2 separate regions of the Homo sapiens genome follow, and region 1 is linked to region 2. A link is a contact called in ENCODE Hi-C data. All regions are on one chromosome and are shown on one strand. The core of a region is the stretch at or near the end of the contact, and the rest is flanking DNA. Distances in the headings are between cores, read along the strand shown.

Region 1 (3,521 bases), core at 98-2,597, 190 kb after region 2:
ACCCTGTAAGCTCTAGGCCTGTCAGTAGTAGTCAACACACGAAGTCAGGATTAAGGACCCTTGACTCATGGCCTAGGTTGTAAAGACATCTCCCAAAAGCTGGGAGGGTCTGCTGCTGAAATAAGCAATACATCTCCTGTCTTGTTCTAAAACACATTCCCCACTCAACTTCCATGCCTTTCTATGAGTTCAGATTTCCTTTTCTGAACTCCTCCTCTTCCCTCCTGACATTTATTTATTTACTTGAGACAGGGTCTTGCTGTATTGCCCAGGTTGGGGTGCAGTGGCATGATCATAGCTCACTGTAACCTCGAACTGCTGAATTCAAGTGGTCCTCCTGCCTCAGCCTCATGAGTAGCTAAGACTACAGGTACACCACCATTCCTGGGTAATGTTTTTCAGTTTACGTAGAAATGGGTCTCTCTATGTTGCCAAGGCTGGTCTTGAACTCCTGGCCTCAAGTGATCCTCCTGCCTTGGCCTCCCAAACTGCTGGGATACAGGCATGAGCCACGAAGCCTGGCCCAGTCTTTTATTTGTAATAGAGAAAACATTTCTATTAAAAATATTCAATCAACAACAAAAAAATTATAAATCAATCTCACTGCTTGCAATTGTTCAGATGCTAATTGGGTTGCTTCAGGTGTGAAATGTTCTCTTAGTAGAAATCCTTGTTTCTTCAGTTCTTCAATGTAATTTTCAAAGTATTCACTTGCATCTTCAGAGGTTTTCTTTATAGCAAACTGTCTTCTAGTCTGTGAATTATGGTGTATAGCAAAAGTACAGTCATTATTTACATATCTAGCTTTATTGAACATAAATAAAGCAGTAGGTCCTTGACATGAAGAAGCTTAGAAATTAGTTTTTTTCAAAGAATTACTTAAATTTTAAATTCTTTTTCTTTTCTTTTTCTTTTTTTTTTGAGACAGGGTCTTGCTCTGTCGCCCAGACTGGAGTGCAGTAGCACAATCTCAACTCACTGCAACCTCCACCTCCTGGGTTCAAGCGATTCTTCTGCCTCAGCCTCCTGAGTAGCTGGGACCACAGGCATGTGCCACCACACCTGGCTAATTTTTTTTGTATTTTTTTGGTAGAGATGGGGTTTCAACCATGTTGGCTTGAATAACTCTTGACCTCAAGAAATCCACCCACCTCGGCCTCCCAAAGGGCTAGGATTACAGGCGTAAGCCACCATGCCTGGCCAGAATTACCAAAATTTTAAACTCTTAATAGCCTAAAACCTGGAGGTAGAGGGGAAAAAGCTTGAGAATGCACAGCAGACAGAAAAGATCATTTGTTTCACTGGAGAGTTACTCAAAGCTTCCTTCCAAGTCTACAGACTCCTTACAAACCAGTCTAACTAGCTTGTAAATCTGGTTTTCCAGCTTTTTGGAAATGAGAAAAAAAAAATCTGGAGGGGAAGGGGAAGAAAAGAAAAATACTTCAGAAAGGAAGAACTGTTAGAGACGGGCACACAGCGAAAATGAAATCACAGCCAGTAGACAGGCAGGAAAGTTATTAGGTCATGCACATGTTAAAGGCTCCAGCTCCTCCCTCATCCCAAACTGCCTGTGGAGGCGGCACTTTCTGCTCTTCTGGGCAACTCCTGCCTCTGTAGTAGGCAGTGATCCTAACATTAACCCCAGGAAAATCTGGAAGAACCTGCCCCAGCTCAAAGCCATGGTGTCCTTGTAGGTGTTGGTTGAGCCCCTGGCTTGGGGGTGTGGACCCCTGGGAAGCCACACTACTCAGGATACCCATAAGCCGCCCTCCCAGATAGGGGGGCCGCAGGATGCCTCTGAAACTTGGAAAATAGGAGTGCCTGTTGAAGTCACTCCATTTAAGACGGTAGAGTTTAACATAATTTTGGAAGATTCCCATCAAAATGGTTTTATTAAGCAGAAGGGCAGGCTGGAAAATCCTCTTCAGCAGAACGGTGGACTGAGGCTCACTGCTATCAAGGTGGACAGGCTTCTCTGCTCAGCAAACCAGGCTCACCCAGGGGTGCTCTACACAGACTCGGGCTCGCTAAGGGAGGAAGGCACCCTGAGGGATGTCCTGGCCTACACGATGCTACGGTTTTCTTTCTCAATGAAGAAAACAACGACACATTCTATCATCTCTACAGACTCGGGCTTGCTAAGGGAGGAAGGCACCCTGAGGGATGTCCTGGCCTAAACGATGCTATGGTTTTCTTTCTCAATGAAGAAAACAATAACACATTCTATCATGTTTTTCACCTTCATTTTTACTTACTTCTTACCCAAACAACTATATCCTCCACAAAATCCAGTATGCATTTCAGGGTACAAGGGTAACAAAACCCTTTCTCCTTCTTGGACACATTTGACCATGGATTAGCTTTCTAGCTCTGTTCCCATGGAAATCTGATAAAGATGGCATGTCAGCTGTAATAGTAGGCAAAATTGCTTATGTAATTGTGGCCTCTCATTGATAAATTGCATTGATACTGGGGGCTCAATGGTGGGAAACCCAAGCTTTGGGCTTGTCAGAGAGCAGTGACTCATATAATTGGGTATGTCCCTTGAGGGCATCTGGAACCCGAGACAATGCTACAAGAGCTATGGGCTCTTGTGGGGTAGGGCTTCCAAGCCAAGTGGATCTCACATCCACCTGACGTGAGTCTCTTTCTCTTGTACCTGAGCTGACACTCAGAGTGGGAACAAAGGGAAAAGCTCCTGGAGCCTGTGTGGGCCTCTGTGAGGGCCACTCTCACGGAGAAGTGACTGTTTCCTGGCCCAAGACAGAGCTGTAGGCAGGACGCAGTGGCTCATGCCTGTAATCCCAGCACTTTGGGAGGCCAAGGCAAGCAGATCATGAGGTCAGGAGTTCGAGACCAGCCTGGCCAACATGGTGAAACCCCGTCTCTACTAAAAATACAAAAATTAGCCAGGCGTGGCAGCGCATGCCTGTAATCCCAGCTACTCAGGAGGCTGAGGCACAAGAATCGCTTGAACCTGGGAGGCAGAGGTTGCAGTGAGCCGAGATCGCACCACTGCACTCCAGCATGGGCAACAGAGTGAGACTCTGTCTCGGGGAAAAAGAAGAAAAAAAAAGATAGATCTGTAACTCTGAATGTCTACTTGAGAAGGCATCCTGGTGGGTGTTGCAGCATTTTATTTGAACTTCAGGCATTAATTCTAAATTTATTTTTGTTTCATGATTGTTTTAGATTGGAACTGTGCTCTTGACCTGATACTGACCTAGGGCAAAGGTATGGCCTCTGCAAAGCCTCCTTTGTTGTTCCCAGGGCTCTGTGACCTTGAGCCCTCAATACCCCATATATATATTCAGGATTGGAAATGTCACAGTGGATTGTAATGATGAGTGTTATTTCTTTCTAGACAGTGATCTCTGACGCCAGGGTGTGAAGCTATTTTTATCTTTGAGTGTCAGCCCTAGTCGATTGCTTGGTACACAGCAGGTGCTTAATGAAGTATATCAGTGGAATGCTTTCAGAGGTGTAAATATTAGGAAAATATCCCAAAAGTGATGTGGAAC
Region 2 (3,360 bases), core at 501-3,000:
AAAGCTGGAGTGAACCCAGCTGAACCTGGGCCGCAGCAGCCCCGGAGGCTGGAGGCGCTGCAGTCGGGAAACACCAGGAGGATGGAGCCCTTTTCCCTGTAAGCAGGAGGCCAGGATCCTGATTCCTGAGCCGGCTTCCCACGGACCCCAGGCCCCGGCAGGGTCCTGGCGGGAGGAAGAACCCACGGAGTGAGTGGGGTGTCAGCAAAGCGGGGCCGCAGGGCAGGTTCTGGAAGCCTCTCCGCGTGGCTGGGCTGGAGTGTGCAGACGTGGGAGAGCCCGGAATGGGGAGCGCGTGGCCGGTGGAGGCCCGAGGCTGTGCTTCCGTCGCTGGCTCTGAGGCAGAGGTCCAGGCCGGCAGGCTGCCCAGGTGGTCCTGTCTCAGAGCTCTCCGGGGCGCAGAGGCGCGGGAAGCGGGGAAGGGCCGGGCAGCGAGACGGGTGTCCCCAGCAGGAGGTCGGGGACCCGTCGCGCGTTCCGTCGGGGCCGCCTGCGGTGCAGGGGTCAGAGACCAGCCACGCGAGCAAGAGGGAGCCCGGCCAGAACTGCTGAGAGCCCCCAGCGGAGCTGGGACTCAGGGGCTCCTTGCGTTTAGCCACCAAGAGTGGGGGCAGGCTGCGGGGTGCCGGGGAGAAGCCAGATCTCACTCATTTTACACCGACTAATTAGATCCCGCCGCCCACCTGGGACCACGGCATTGTCATGTCCGCTGCACTGACGGGGAAATTGAGGCACGGGGGCGAGTAAGGCGGGAGAGGGAGTCGGCGCCGCCGAGCTGGGGCGAGCCCCGCACCCACCCGTACACTCGGCCTCTGCCCCTGCTCTGTGCGTGGGCTCCTGCTCTGTGCGTGGCCTCGCCGCCGAGCTGGGGTGAGCCCCGCACCCACCCGTACACCCGGCCTCTGCTCCTGCTCTTTGCGTGGCCTCCTGCTCTGTGCGTGGCCTCTGCTCCTGCTGCGTGCACTGCGGCATCTCGGGAAACCGGGCTGGGCTCCTCTGTCCTCTGGAAGCTACTGTAAGTTTTAGATAAATGTTACTACTAGACACGAGGAAAGTGAGTCCATGATTACTGGCATTGAACAAATGGTTGCACCGCGTTCTCCGTGGTAGGTGGAGTGTGTGATTGTGAGAGGGGAATGGACACTGAATCCTTACCTACACAAATGCCTAAACTCGTAAGGCATTACGACACACCCATCTGAAAATCTAATTAAGCGGTAGGAATTCTAATGGTCCGGGATCCAAATGAGACCCAGCCACTTAACAGTTAGCAGCCTTCAGTTTTGTCCTGTTGCCCGTAATTACCCCAAGGTCAGGGAGAAGCACTGAAGCAAAGGCATGAACATCACTTTGAAAAAGAAAGGAGTTAATGGGTGCAGCACACCAACATGGCTCATGTATACATATGTAACAAACCTGCACGTTGTGCACATGTACACTAGAACTTAAAGTATTATATATATATATATATATATATATGAAAGAAACCTGCCTGGGGCACTCCTTCCTTCAGACTCCCCTTGAAAGTATTCCCTCATTTCATTCAAAAGGATTTAACTTTTCTAAACTAAGTGGTGCTGGTAGAATATGCTACCTGATTTACGTGTTGCTGTAATTCTTGAAGCTCTTCCAAGACATCTTGGCCTTCCTCTGTTCCCTCCCCTTCCTGCTATTTTGCAGACATATCCACTGGGGAATTGTATGGCAGGAAGGCTGATTTTATTTAGCTGGCCCTTGATTCTTGGTTTGCACAGTATCTGGGTCCAGCCTGCAGCCCTAGGGTCCAGGTAAGTTCATCAGGAAAGGATTTCTTTACATTCAATTTAAGCCATCTAGGTCCTAAAACAACGCTTATATTATCTGTGGGATAATCCTGCTTAGTTATTTGCAAAATAGTCAGATGTCTATACAGTTTTGGGTAGGAAAGGGGTAAGCCGCTTTCAAAATTCATTCTTGAGGAAGAGGCTAAAGAGGAGATAAAAGCAGATTTTGAAATTCTTCTGCTGGAACTCTGCAATTGGCTGGGAGGAGAGAGAAAAACCATAGAATAAGTCATAAGAATAGTGGGCTTTTTTTCTTTTTTTCAGATGTAGTCTTGCTCTGTCGCCCAGGCTGGAGTGCAGTGTCATGATTTCAGCTCACTGCAACCTCGCCTCCCGGGTTCAAGCAATTATCTGCCTCAGTCTCCCGAGTAGCTGGGATTACAGACATGGGCCACCACACCCTGCTAATTTTTGTATTGTTAGTAGAGATGGGGTTCCACCATCTTGGCCAGGCTGCTCTTGAACTCCTGACCTTATGATCCAACCGCTTTGGCCTCCCAAAGTGCTGGGATTTTTTTTGAGACAGAGTCTCACTCTGTTGTCCAGACTGGAGTGCAGTGGCAGGATCTCAGCTCACTGCAAGCTCCGCCTCCCGGGTTCACACCATTCTTCTGCCTCAGCCTCCTGAGTAGCTGGGACTACAGGAGCCTGCCACCGCGCCTGGCTACTTTTTTTTTTTTTTTTGTATTTTTAGTAGAAACGGGGTTTCACTGTGGTCTCGATCTCCTGACCTCGTGATCCGCCTGCCTCGGCCTCCCAAAGTGCTGGGATTACAGGCATGAGCCACCACGCCCGGCCTATGATGGATCTTTTTAAGAGAGCTTTCTAGAGAAGCTTATAGATTATTTTGCACAAATTTTAATGTGTACTTTTTTTTCCTGATCAGGTTCATCATATTCAGATTGTACACATTTTCATTTTTATGGCTATGCTAATTTACAGTGCAGGAAAAAAATAACTGTCAAGATATGTTGAAGAAGGCTGGGCGCGGTGGCTCACACCTGTAATCCCAGCACTTTGGGAGGCTGAGGCGGGTGGATCATGAGGTCAGGAGATCAAGACCATCCTGGCTAACAAGGTGAAACCCCGTCTCTACTAAAAAACAAAAAATTAGCCAGGCGTGGTGGTGGGCGCCTGTAGTCCCAGCTACGCGGGAGGCTGAGGCAGGAGAATGGCGTGAACCCAGGAGGCAGAGCTTGCAGTGAGCCGAGATCGCGCCACTGCACTCCAGCCTGGGCAACAGAGCGAGGCTCTGTCTCAAAAAAAAAAAAAAAAAAAAAAGATATGTTGAAGAAATGTATAAAGTGTGTAATATAGAGAGTGCATGGAAGACAATATATTCGATGAAGGCAGCCTAGAGCTATTTTGACTCTTAGATCGTCAGATCCGGGAGGGCATTCGTCCTTTCCAGTGCATGCAGGAGGAAGCTGAGGCTCTGAGGTTTGGAAACCCAGGAGATATCACTCAGCTGATTTCTAGCAGGTTTACATTAAATCTTAGTTTTGGAGAGTTAAGAATCTTGAGGAGTGATAACCTT

Evidence for each region. Hi-C counts contacts between places; a loop is a spot of excess contacts on that map. Pooled maps may share reads with other maps.
Region 1: a loop to region 2 is called in a pooled map of adrenal gland, with 2.0 times the contacts of the local background. The contact joins the enhancer-like site here to the promoter of C1QTNF9 in region 2. A Hi-C loop is called at or near these places in 2 of 168 maps with a recorded cell type or tissue (CD4-positive, alpha-beta T cell and colonic mucosa) and 1 of 50 pooled maps.

The regions. Positions count from the first base shown.
Region 1 is chr13:24,493,969-24,497,489 of GRCh38, forward strand. PARP4 (poly(ADP-ribose) polymerase family member 4) reads right to left here. Exons shown (of 34, transcript NM_006437.4): 7 at 605-754. Among named protein-coding and RNA genes, the nearest start is that of PARP4, 17 kb to the right of the region's middle. Within about 2 kb of position 1,348, at least 2 of the 41 ENCODE cell types and tissues checked have a DNase peak (open chromatin) inside an H3K27ac peak, as active enhancers do.
Region 2 is chr13:24,307,830-24,311,189 of GRCh38, forward strand. C1QTNF9 (C1q and TNF related 9) reads left to right here and starts at 1,751. Exons shown (of 4, transcript NM_178540.5): 1 at 1,751-1,787.